Linked DNA regions of Mus musculus: region 2 is linked to region 1. Evidence: chromatin contacts called from ENCODE Hi-C data. All regions are on one chromosome and are shown on one strand. Each heading gives the region's core, a stretch centred on a gene start or an enhancer-like site at or near the end of the contact. The rest is flanking DNA. Distances are from core to core; before and after follow the strand shown.

Region 1 (6,655 bases), core at 507-3,006:
CAAAAGTGAGAAAGCAACTAGCTTTAGTCTACCTAGTGGTCTATTAGTGCTACATTTCCATAGACCATTCGTTTGCTTGGTACTAACCAACCTCCCTTTAAAGTTGACTACTTAGGCGCACGTGCTCGAACACGTGAACACACACACACACACACACACACACACACACACACACACACAGCACTGGCTCCACATACACTGTGATCTAGCCCTTGGAGGGAGGGAGGGCGCCTCCAGGCAGATGAAAGTCCAACATTCTACCAGGGCTGAAGCAAGAGAGTTAGTTATCTGATGCTGTATCTGACCTGATACCCAGGGTTAACAGCCTCTGACCAATAGGGCCGCTATGATCTCTGTATTTTCACACTAGATCCAGCAGGAGAAGAGGCCTGTAGCCACCAAGGTTAGCAAGTGCACTAAGAACTGAATGAAGGTCTAGTTCAATTTCTGATGGAAGTGAAACACACAAGAGTTCTGACTAGATCCATTGACTAACACATACAGCCACAGATCTATGGTATTTAGTTGTAATGTTTTCCTAGAAACAGAAACCAACGCTTTTTTTTTTTCTTTCTTCTGAATATGTGGGAGCTGGACACAAATAATACCAGGGCAAGGGATGGTCAAAACTTTTATTCTTCACAAATTTTGACCATTTAATAGCTTTTGATTCATTTTACTGTTACAAAAAACATTGCACACTTCCTTTGGGGACTTCCAAGGCAAGAGCTCGAATAACAACTGGTAATGTAGAATTTGATAACTGAACTTCATGAGGGCACGTAATAAACCACAAAGAAAACAAAACCAACCAAATCAAACCAAACCAAGCCATAATATGCAGGCTCAGGAGCAGGAGTGAAACACACATAAAACCCTAGAAAAATATTTTGACGTTTAATCAATATAAAAACACCGGTATAGTATTATTATTTTTCTTTTTAGTGCTAAATGCTCAAACTCCGGTGTGTATTTTGCAGTCACTGCGTACTTCATTTCCAAGAGCAGTTTTTAGAGTTCCACAGCTCTTACCGCTAACAGCTAGCTAAAACAAAGCAAAGCCCACAAGCACTGTACCAACACACGTCGGGTTCAATAAACAGGGTTTTAGAGGTGGCCGTGATTGCAGGTTTTTGGAGAGTGGGAACACCTCGGGTGGGAGGAGAGGCAGGGCGAGTTGCAAAGTCTGACGCACGTCCAGGATGGTTTCTCCCTTGGATCAGGTTAGCCCAAGGACTTAAGGACTCGCCGCGGCGGAGCCGGCGCATCGCCATAGTGCGGCCGGTCTGTGGACCACCCAGCCCGCGTCTGTGTGGGGCCCCGCGCCGGCGCCCTACCTGTCGAGCAGCGGCGTGTGGATGTGTAGGTGCTTCACTGCCACCCGCACGCGCCAGTCTGCGTGTCGTGCCGACGAGACCGTGCCAGAGGCGCCCCGGCTGAGGTAGTGCAGGTCGGCGAGCTTGTGGTACGGGATGGGGGGTAGCGCGCTGCAGATGGCGTCCCCGTTCATGGCTCCGGCTGCGCGGCGGCTCCGCCCGACCCTGGCCGCGGCGCTAGGTCCCGGGGCGGCCCATTCCCGCGTGGCCGCTGCAGTTCCGGCCCGGTCAGCTGTGCCAGGGAGCCCGTCGGGTCTGCGGCCGCGCCGGGGTGGACCGTCCTCCTCCCTCCTCCTGGACTCGGCGGGCTCCTCCCTCCGCCGGCCCTCCCTGGGCGGGCTCCTACCTTCACCAACTCCTCAGCCCCTGCCTCCTACCCCTGGCTTCTCCCTCCGCCGGCTCCTCCCTCCGCCGGCTCCTCCCTCCGCCGGCTCCTCCCTCCGCCGGCTCCTCCCTCCGCGGTCTCCTCCCTCTGCCGGCTCCTCCCTCTGCAATCTCCTCTCTCTGTGAGCTCCTCCCTCTGCCAGCTCCTCCCTCCGCCGGCTCCTCCCTCTGCCAGCTCCTCCCTCCGCCGGCTCCGCCCTCCGCCGGCTCCTCCTTCTGCCAGCTCCTCCCTCCGTCGGCTCCGCCCTCCCCCAGCTCCTCCCTCCGCCGGCTCCTCCTCCGCCCGCTCTTCTGTCCTCTGGCTCCTCCTTCCGCCGGCCCCTCCCTCTGTAATCTCCCATCTTTGCGGGCTCCTCCCTCTGCCGGCTCCTCCCTCTGCAAGCTCCCCTCTCTGCGGGCTCCTCCCTCTGCCGGCTCCTCCCTCTGCAGATCATGGGCGTGTCTCAGAGGCCTCCCTCCCCCCACAAGCCGGGTGGACATCGCTGAGGCTTGGAAAAGATTTCCTCCGGGGAAAATCCCTCCGGAGTTCTCCAGTCTGGTGTCAGGTGGGTCGGCTGGATTTTCCTTTGGCCCGAGTGTCTTCCTTAGACTCCAAACCCTGGACGTGATAGGGTGTGGGGTGACTACTGCTGGGGAGCCTGGTGCCCCACTTCCTGAGCTGTAAACCATCTGGTTGCTTCCACTCCAGTCTTTACTCAGTGGCTGCCACTTGTGAGAAGTGAGGTAGAGAGGCTAGCGCTGTCAGTGTGACAAATTGAGGTGTTTAGCTTATATGACTTGCTCCCTTACCAGGAAACGGTTTCTTCTTTTATTCCTCAAAGCCTACTCACAAATAGAAATATAAAACCATTTCTTGTGTTTGGGAAGTCTTCCATCCAAAAAGAAAAACAAAGGCAAAAACAAACAAAACCAAACAACCAAAATCCAGCACTATTTCATCTTTTTACTGTAAACACCTTTCTACTTAGATAACTGTTCAGTACGATGTTTGGCGCAAATATCTCATATTTGTGAGCGATATAGTTCCACGATCCTACACGCACCAGGATACTACAATCTGTAATTGTCCCTTATATTATTAGTGTAATATATATAACACCGACATTTCCTTCCCTATACTCTAGTTCTTAATAGTTTTTTACAAGTCTACATTCTAAGATTATGTTTTCTTGGGCTGGAGTCATGGGTAAGCCGTTAAGAGGGCTTGTTCTTCCAGAGGATCTGAGGTTTGTTATCAGTACTCGAATCTAGTAGCTCACAGCTGCCTGCTCTCCAGCTCCAGGGAATCTGACCAACACTTCTGGCTTCTGCAGGCAACACACATACACATAAACAAAATACAAAAATATAAAAATATGTACTTACAATATAATGTGTATATATCTCAACTAAGAATATATATACGTATACATGCTGTATGTATGTATGTATATATACACACATATAGGGATTTTGTAAGTATATACATTTAATTTTCATAATCAATTAATGATAGAAATCTTAAGACATTAACATTGAAGTAAATGTACTGGAGAAAAACTTAGACAAAATAGACAAATTAGCCTCAAAAATAAACATCACATCTATACTTTGAATTCATTTATTCAAAGTCCTACAAAATTATACCTGAATGTTATTAAGAATAAAGTTTATTTATGCCTTATTACATTAGTCTAGGAAATAGCAGCTTTAAGACATTCATATCTCATTTAGAAATAAGATACACACTTTTGCAAAAGAAGGCACTTTTTCAAAACCAGCACAGTTCCAAGTCAAGTGCAGTGGTATTGGTACCCGCTTATGTTACCATCCAGGGTCATGGACTGAGTTCAGTTTTTCCCAACAATTAAAGAATTAAAAGACAGAAAAAAAAAATCACAGCAACAGCAAGCAATCAAGTTCTGTTAATAGTAAAGTATGTGTGCAACACATGCACACATACACACACACACACACACACACATGCATGAATGCACACAGACACTCACAAGTGGATATACCGATCATAAGTGGGAAGGAGATAGAAACTGAAATCTGCTTTCCCCTGGAAGATTGGTAGTTGAGTGTTTTGGTGATATTGGGTGGGGTTTCTTCTCCCCTCTTTTTGCATTGATCAGTTTAAAAAGAGAGGTGTAGGTCCATAGTATCTCCCTGTGCAAGCTTTGACATATCCATGCTTTGCCTAGAACATGCCCAGGTAAGTCAGCCAGAAAGGTCACACTTTTGGGAAAGGCCAGAAGCTTGCTATCTTGTTGATTATCTACACACTGATTATTCCCTGTCTGCCTACTACCACTCCTCCAGACTAGCTCCCAGACTGCTGTAATCTCCAGGATTCCCTCCTCCTGGATACCCCTTGTTCTCTATATGATAGCAAGTCTCCCCACTTCTTCATGCGCACACTATTCTTGAAATTCTCTCTTGATGCTCTTCTGCTAATCTTGCTTTCCTCTGGGCCATGTCCAGTTAGCTTCCATTTCCCTTAGCTCTGGACTCTTCCAGATGCCCCAGAATGCCCCCCATACCCTTCTCTCTCATCCACAATAAAAACTTTGCTCCCAGATTTTTCTTGGTTTCTTTACTGTGCCCCCACTTACAAAGAACACAAGTATTCGTCACCCCCTTCTTCTTATAGAGAACATCTGACCACTTGTTTTAAGCCCTTGCTCCCTTGCTTTCTTTGCCATAATCAATTGTGCCTTCCAGCTCTGAGCCTAAAATATACTCTTCTTTCTGTAGGTTGCTTTTGCAGGATACTCTATCACAGCAACGGAAAAAATTTCTAAGGCCAAGCTAATTAAGATAAAGTCTAGGCCTTAATCAAAGATGACTGTTGATATAGGAAAAAATGAATCAGATGTGTCGGTATGTGCCCTAAATCCCATTACTTTGGAGATTGAGGCAGTAGGCTCCTGGGTTGGGGGTCAGCCTGTGGGCCTATGGTATCTAGTAGGACGCTCCAATAATAAAGAATAGATATTTAATACCAAGATAGCCATGCATAGAGGGACAACAGAGTGAAGATACAGGAACAAAGGCAACTGCAGTAAATCAAAAAATGACTGAAGTTACCACAGGCTAGGAGAGAGGAATTTAACCGATTATCCCTCATGGCTCTCAGAAGGAAAATTTCTGTAAACACTGAATCTGTTTTCCTTGTCTAATTTTGCTGATTCAAAATTGCTTTTCTGTCACTGTGACCCATTCCTTGAGAAAGTCTACCTGAAGGAAGAAGAGTTTATTTTGCCTTGTGGTTTCAGAGCTATGGTTCATGGTTGGTAGTACCACTGCTTTTGGGGTCCAACGAGCCAGGACGTTATGGCAGGGATCCTGTGTAGTGCAAACCTGTTCACTAGGAAGTATAGAGAAAAATGGAAGGAGAGGGACACTCTTTATCTTTCACAGACAGCATACTGGCAATGTCTGCAGTGGCCTGCTTTCTTTAAGTAGGGCCATGATTTCTATGAACCCCTTCATTATAAGCTGATCAATAGATTATCAATAAGTGAAGCAAGCCTCATGATCTAGCCACCTCTCTGTAGTGCTACCAGCTGGGAAGTAAGCCTTTAATGCATGGGCTTTTGGAAGGCCGCTTCATACACAAACCGCAAATTGTTAGTAGAATTGTAAAATATGTATTTTTTTCAAATTGTTTTAGATTATTCAGAATCATATCTTGGAATTCCATGTGACATTTTGTTTGTATCAATAGCTTTTAATAAATTGCTGAGTGGTACTGCACAGTGTGGGCATACTATAGTTATTTAATCATATATCCATCGAAGAACATTTTAGGTCATCATCATCATTATCATCATTATTATTAATTACTTTTGCTTTTTGAGACAGGGTCTCTCTACATAGCTCTGGCTCTTCTGGAACTCACTATGTAGTTCCCGGCTGGCCTTGAACTCACAGAAATCCAACTACCTTGCCTCCTAAGTGCTGGAATTGAATGTGTTTGCCATCACAGTTGGCCAAAATTCCTAATTTAATTTATTTTTCTGTGTATTTCTGTACACCATGCTTGGTACCCACAGAAGCCAGAAGAGGGAGTACCTTCTGGAGTTACGGATAGCTGTGAGTTGCCGTCGGACGCAGGGAATGTTCCTCTGTAAGAACAGCCAGTGCTCTTTAACTGCTGAACAATCTCTCTAGCCCAACAGTGTCATAGGAAAAAGCTGACTATAAGGTTAGAACGATAGGTCAGAATACCAATGAATCACTCCTTTGTTGATCTCCATATACTCTCAAAGCAGGGAAATATAAGATAGAATTAGCTGAGGTAACCGTGTTTAATAATTTCTTCTTGATAAATGAAAAATCTTTCTAAATGCAACTATATTTTAGTCCTCAAATTATGTTTGGCTTATTATGGTAAAGAATACAGAGAAGATAATTTACTTCAAAATCCCCTTATTTTGATGAATAGAAAAGGGAGATAAACAGTACTGAATACCCACTATTTCATTAGTACATTTAGTTGCCTATAAATACTAGAAACATGTGATTTTTAAATGTGTCTTAAATAGGTATGGTGTATGGCATTCAGTTGATATTAAGAGGTGTGCAAATGAAAATTGGACCTGCCTGGTAATGCATAACTCCAGCCCAATACTCCAAGGCAACACATCTAATAGACATTTAATATACTGTTATCCCAAGTGCTGGAAGTAATAATAAGAATACAAATGTTGTCTCTGCATTCAAAATGCTTTGACTGTCCTAGGAAAGATCAGATGCCAGAACATGCTCACAAGGTCGTGTTTTGCTGAAAGTTCAGGCTTCTCCTTTCAACATCAGGAAAAAACCATGGACAGATTAAGAAAAGTGGCCTTCATAGTGATAGTGTGAATTTCCAGAAGTGACAGTTTGTGAGCTGCAGGGTTGGGATG
Region 2 (6,598 bases), core at 172-2,671, 3.4 Mb after region 1:
ATCTTGGAGATGAGGCACTAGATTTTCAGGCTCGAGTGGGGTGCATTTTTCAACTCATCAGCCAAAAGGGGCCGCCTTTTAAAAAATATTCTCAAAACAGAGGGGGCAGGGTGAGGGGGAGTGTTGAAAAGCAGATAGATTCTGAGAATCCACTGTTGTCACTACAACTACCATCATCATTTATCTTATCGTTATTTATGTATCAGACACTTCGATGAGTGATCTACAAACATTTTATTTAGCCCTCACCACTCTGACACATCAGTGCTATATCCATTTTACAAATGTAGAAACACACCATAAAGGGTTGGGCATCCCACCCAAAGGTTAGACAGATAACAAAACCTCAGAACATACTTGAAACTAGACAGATAGTCACTGCCTTTCTTGTGAAATAAGATTCACTTACTTTTGTAAATCGTAAAGTATTAAAAAAAAAGTACAGACCACAATCGAAACCTAATGCTACCACTTTCAGAGGTGCCAAGTTTCATAAATTAATTCCAGTTTCCTGAGGAGTGAAAAAGATAATAGTCGCATTTATGCTTGTTGTGAGCTAACTATATATAAAAATGGTCTTAACACAGAGGTTGTGGGTCACTGCAAACCACTGGTTATTTTAATCCTACTTCACCCTCTGATTATTGGCGGCCACAAACACAACAGAAAGAAACAAAAGCTGATCGCAGTCAAGTGCATTAGCGCCAACACTAACGGTCACTATGCTCTCAAGTTTCTGACTGCAAAACAAGTAAGTGGCACTGCCCTTCCTTCGCGTCGCGTGTGCAGTGAGCCCAAAGCCCTGGACACAGGTGCAGGAGCTTGCTAGGACTTCACCCAGGCCCAGCTTTGCACCGAATTCAGTAGCACCTTTTCCCTCAGCACGCAGCCTTTCCTCCACCGTTCCCCCACACGACCGGTTCGTCTGGTTCACCAATCTTTCCCCGCTGAGCGGGACCGAGATTTCGGGGCTGTAACCCTTCGCCCCACCCTGCCCTTCCACTCGAGGCCCGCGGATCCCCGGCAGGGTTCTTCAGGTGCGCGAGCCGCAGGCCCAGGAGGCGCTCGCGGCCCCCAGGCTGACCCCCAGCCCCGGACTTCCACGGGCCGCGGACCCAGCACGCGACACTCGGGAGTCCCCAGAGTGGGCACCGGAAACCCACGGAGCACTTCCAGCGCCCGGGGCCCGGAGGGACGGGCCATGGAAGCCTGAGGGCCCTAAGTCTTCCCGCCCGGGACCGGCCCGCTTCCCGGGAGGCTGCAGGCTTGGGCTGGGACACACGGCTCCGGAGCTGGGAAAAGTCACGCACTCACGTGCTATATCGCCGCAGAAGTCGAGTGAGGGTGGAGAGCCAGCGAGGAGCACCGCAAGGCGGCAGGACCGCAGGGGCTTTACTGGAACCTGAGGGCTGGACCGCGGAGGGGCGGGGCTCGTGGGCGGAGTCCCGGAGCGGAGGGGCGAGGGCGGAGCTTGTGGGCGGGACCAAGGTGAAGTTTTGCTTTTGATAGGGAGCTTGCTGCCCAACCCATTTCAACCCATTTTCACTCCCAGTTTTCTTTGCTGCGCCTCAACCCGCTGACCTTTTAAAGAATTCTTACAAAACCCGTAATTGACTTTAGGCAGTAAAATATCTGATCTGGTCTGGGGGGGAGGGGGGGGGGGCTCGGAAGTGAAGAGCACTTGTTGCTCTTGCAGAGTTCCCGGTTTGTAGCTCACAAACATCTAGCACATTCCAGAGGATCTGGCATTCTCTTCTGATCTCCCCAAGGCAGCAGGCAGGTGTGTGTGTATGTGTGTGTGTGTGTGTGTGTGTGTGTGTGTGTGTGTGTGTACAAACATGCAAGCAAAACATTCATACATGCAAAGCAAAACAAATAAACCTTAAAAAAATAAAGAAAGAAAACAGATCTGGACAAGGAAATAGTGTGAAATGCCAGCTCTTAAGCATCCTTCTGTAGAGCGTACACCTTCCCAGAGTAATTTTACATGCTTATTTTATTTAATATATATTTATTTTATTTGGTCGTCACAAAAGCTTTGTTATGTGTTTAGCGCCACGTGCCTTTTCATAAGAATGGTGCAAGAAAATACTGTGAAATGTGGTAGGTAAACAGTTGTTCAATTTGCCTAAAGTCATCAGATTATGCTAATCTCAAAATGCCTATGGTGATGGGTACTCAAAGTCACATCCTTCTATTGAATGAAAATTTAAAATATCTGCTGGAAAAAAATGGGATAAAAATCAACAAAGACAAACGAACAGTATTACAAAAGTTACTTCACTTACATTGGTGAGGGGAAAAAGGCGGGGGGGGGGGGGGACACTCAATAGAAAGGACTAAAGAATGGAATGTGATATGTAAGCTTCCAGAGGAGAAAGGTCATCTCAGTCTTACCCAGCAGTGAACCCTAGAGCGCCAGTGATGAGCAGCCTGGAAAGACATGCCCTTTGTGCAATAGTGGCAGGAATATCATGGAAATAACTCACCACTTTCTGATTGGATTTAAGTTCCACTCCACTCCACAAAATGAAATCCATACCTGGCACTATTATCGAGGCAAAAACAACAGCTAGGCAGGTCACAGACCCAGGGGAGAATCTACTATAAATATTCTGCTCAATGGACAGAGTATCAAGTCAGCTCCTAATGGCTTTTCGTTAAACTCATAGATTAATGCACCTCTCCGCTCTCATCAGAGCAGCTTCTGTTTGCAGCCGTGGTGAACAGAGTCCCGCAAATGTCCAAGGCACAGAGGGTGAGACTAAGGAAAGCATACCCCTAAATGGGATAGTTGCATCATGCCCCCTCCTTCCAAGACCCAGCAGTGATCATTAAAGAAGACAGAAAGCAAAGAATGTAAGAGCTAGAGTCTTCTGGGCAGTTTTAAATGTGAGCTCACTGCAACTTTGACAGCCTGGAATGACCTGCAAAAGCTCAGGTTGGACAAATTCTCAGCATGGAGAGGGGCAATAGGTATAAAGTCTCACTCTTAGCTGTATATTAGTAATGTAGTAGCAACTGAAAACTGCTGGGAGAAAGTGAGTTTGTTTCCTTCAAGAGATTGCCTCTCGTAGGTCAACCATGCTCACCTTTAGTCTACTTTGGACATAGAAGGATCCAAAATAAGATGTAAATTAGATATGACCTAGTCATATAAAGCAAACATTCAAAATCCTTACAGTGGGAAGAGAAACTGCACTGCTAGCCACCTAACTTATCATTGTCCCTTACCTTTTACTTCCTCTTCCCTAATGGTCATAGATTTCCATCTACTTTTCCAGAGCAAAAATTTGCATGTTTATTTTACTCTACACAAAATGCTGTGTCCCTAACACCCCTCATGACTCGCTTCTTTGGGTATTAACTCAAAAGTTCTGAGTGAAGCCTTCTCTGGCCATTATCCAGGTTAGGATTGCAATGTTTGGCTGAGGTCATAGTTCAGTTATAAAGTACTAAATGCCTAGCACAAACAAGGCTCTGTGTTCAGTACTGGACATTGAAAGGGGGGAAAATTAAAATAGAATTGCAAACATTTACAGAAATACATCTGTAGCCCTTTCTCCTTCACCTTCCTAGCTGGCATTTTGCACCATCTATCAGTACATATACTTAAGTATCTTACAAGTGTTTCTACTTTTCTGATTACTAGAAGGTAGAAGGTATATTATATTTAAAAAAGGGAGGGGGCATGGTGCTGCTAGGTGTGAGTGGAGAAGGCCCACTGTAACTATGAGGGAGAGCATAGTAGGATGCATAGTAGGGTAGGGGGGAGGGTATGCCAGCCAGGATGGCCTGTAATAGGTAGTTGCTGAGAACCTGGCTACCAGCATCTGCTCTGATATGTTAAATGGGCATCTCAGTTAGCCATTTGTCTAGGGTTTGAGATCTACCATTACATATACACAATACACATTTATTGAATGAATGGAAAAAGTATAAAAAAATTTAACCCTAGTATAATTGAAAAAAATCAGTCATTGAGATTATAGCATAATGAAGGCATATGTTACTAGTTCCTCCAAAATATAGTCCAAACCATTGCAAAAGTCAAATTATGAATTAATAAATGGAAATATATTTAGGAGGAATAAGGAGAAGTTTCTTTGAGGAAGTGACACACTGATAATGGAAAGATAAATTGAAATGAGCCAGGTAAGAAATATGAACTCATATGAGGAAAGGAAGATGGCATCTGATAGTATAATATGAAGGAATAGTGGCAGAGAAAATATCATGTAAGGAAGCCTTTGGCCCATTGTAGGGTAAGAAAAGGCAGTGGACCTGAGTGAGATAGACACATATGGTATGTGGGGAGGGGGAGAGGAGTCAGGGAATGAACCACAAGACTCGGGAAAGATAGCAGATAGTATAGTCTGTTTGCCAGGCTCTTCCTTTTATTTACTTTTCTAACAGGGTTAGGGATCAAACCCAAGGCCTTTTACATACTAGCACTCTCCCAACATGCTACATCACCAGCTCTTTCAATCTTCTTCTTGAACAGATCCCATTACATGCTTGATAGTATAGCTCATACTTTCAAGGTCCTGGGTTCAAAAACATGCACACAAAATCGTCATATCTTGCCAATAATCAGATAAAATCATATCAAGAGCCTCAGTGTGCAAAGGTGTTGTAAGATATTTGATCATATTGTGAACCCCAAGATTGTGTTACTTCCTGAAAAAAAAAATCTGTTTCTAGTTGTGGTATGGCTCTACCTGTGACACATACCTTTAATCCCAAACAATGAAGGCAAATTTAGTTTGTAGAAGAAAGCACCCATGTTTGAAAGTAAGGTTTAATTGAGAGGTAGACAAAATGAGAAAGATTTGACAGAATAGAATTTGCCCAACTCTCACCAAAAGAGGGGGGCAAGGGAAAAGAGGCTACTTAAGAGAACAGCACAGAGACAAAAGGACAGAAGGCAGTTTTATCTTCTCATTGAAACAAGGCAAGCACTCTACCAACAGAACTTTATTCAGTCTCTAAAGTAATGATGCCTAACTATTGAAAACCAAGTAAGATTGCCAGACAAATTTAGGATACTGAGATAGATCTAAGTATTGAATAAGAACTAGAATGTGGGGGGTGGGGGAGTGAAGAAAGTGCCCTTGTCACTCCAGTACCAACTCCAGAAATTCCTGCCCTGCTTCAAAACAAAGCAAAGAGAGTGTGTCTTTTGGATTTGCCAAAGTTTAGTGCAAAGTTTGTGAACCCCAAGATTCTGTTACTTCCTGAAAAAAATATTTACAGGCACATTTCTCCATCATCACTGAAATGAACATGATGTATGTAATAGCAAAAGCAATGTCTCATGTCTCTACACCTGGGAAGCTTGCTCCAAACACATGTTCTATCCCTTTTCTCACGGGCATGAGCGATTTGATTCTGGAGAATTCAAACTCGTACTGAAGCACATCTTCCTCATTTATAACTTGCAGTTCCTATCTACACCTAACGATGAATAGCATAACGGTTAAAGGACATGAAGGGTCCCAGCACCACATAGCACCTTTAGTAAATGGGTATTTAAGTAATTTAAGACAACAAATAAAAGTTAAATTAAAATCTGATTTCTCTCTCTCTCTCTCGGATATAACCTGTCTTATTTTTTATGTGTCCCTACCCAGGAAAGAACTGGGGTATCTATCTGAATTCTTAAGATGCAGAGTCTAACAGTCTCACTCAGTAGTTCAGACTAGACTGGAATTCACTGAGTAGTTCAGGCTATCTTTAAATCAATACAACAGCGCTGAGATTAAAACAATCAACTTTTTTTTTTTCTTTTTTGAGACAGGGTGTCCGGGATTCCATGCTAGCACTCAGCACATTATATAGCTCAGGATGACCTTGAACTCCTGATTTATGTGACCACCTCTCGAACGCTGGCATTCATTATAGGCTACCACTCCAATCGAATGCAGTGCTGAGAACTGAGTCCAGGACTTCATGCAAGCTAGAGAAGCACTCTGAGCTCTGGCTATGGTAGGACTTCTTTTTCTGGTATTTCCTGACTAAGTCTCATGGGGCTTTGTTTCTTTCTCTTAGTTCCCACCACCTCCAGGCTCTGGATGTGTTTTTCCACCCTCCTCCTTATGTAAGATAATGTAATTCATTCAAGTACTTATTTTCAAAAAGTACCATAAGTGCCAGGATTCACTTTACTGTTGAAGACTTTAGGACGTTATAGAAAAACTACAAAACAAAACAAAACAAAACAAAACAACAACAACCACAACCACAACCACCACAAAAGCTACAATGGACAGTCGCTGACAGCCAGAGGAGGGCTCTCGTCCCTCGCCTGAGCCTGTTGTGCGCATGCGTGATGGTTCCCCTCCACCCATTTCTCCCACCCGGAGTTATTTCCGGTCTCTGGAAACCGAGGCCCGGAAGCTGCGGGCCGGCGTGAAGGAGGTGGTGCTGGCCGACCTCTGGAACTCCGTTCCGGAGCTGACTTTCGCCCCGCCCCGTTTTGTCAGGTCCTCCAGCGCGTCGTCAGTCCCGCTGGGAAGCTGTCAGTCATGGCGCTGTCCTCGCGACTGTGGCGTCGTCTCCCTCCACTCCGCGTCTGTCAGCAGACGAGGACCTGGGG

The links. Hi-C counts contacts between places; a loop is a spot of excess contacts on that map.
Region 2: a map of left cerebral cortex shows a loop between it and region 1 (5-fold over the local background). The contact joins the promoter of Cpne3 here to the promoter of Ripk2 in region 1. A Hi-C loop is called at or near these places in 3 of 37 maps with a recorded cell type or tissue (heart, left cerebral cortex and v-Abl transformed pro-B cells).

What each region holds. Positions count from the first base shown.
Region 1 is chr4:16,161,887-16,168,541 of GRCm38, forward strand. It overlaps Ripk2 (receptor (TNFRSF)-interacting serine-threonine kinase 2), which reads right to left and starts at 1,757. Exons shown (of 11, transcript NM_138952.4): 1 at 1,338-1,757. The coding sequence starts at 1,510. It overlaps A530072M11Rik (RIKEN cDNA gene A530072M11), which reads left to right and starts at 2,224. Exons shown (of 7, transcript NR_045765.2): 1 at 2,224-2,305.
Region 2 is chr4:19,568,687-19,575,284 of GRCm38, forward strand. Cpne3 (copine III) reads right to left here and starts at 1,422. Exons shown (of 16, transcript NM_027769.3): 1 at 1,315-1,422. Rmdn1 (regulator of microtubule dynamics 1) reads left to right here and starts at 6,380. Exons shown (of 10, transcript NM_025476.6): 1 at 6,380-6,598. The coding sequence starts at 6,528.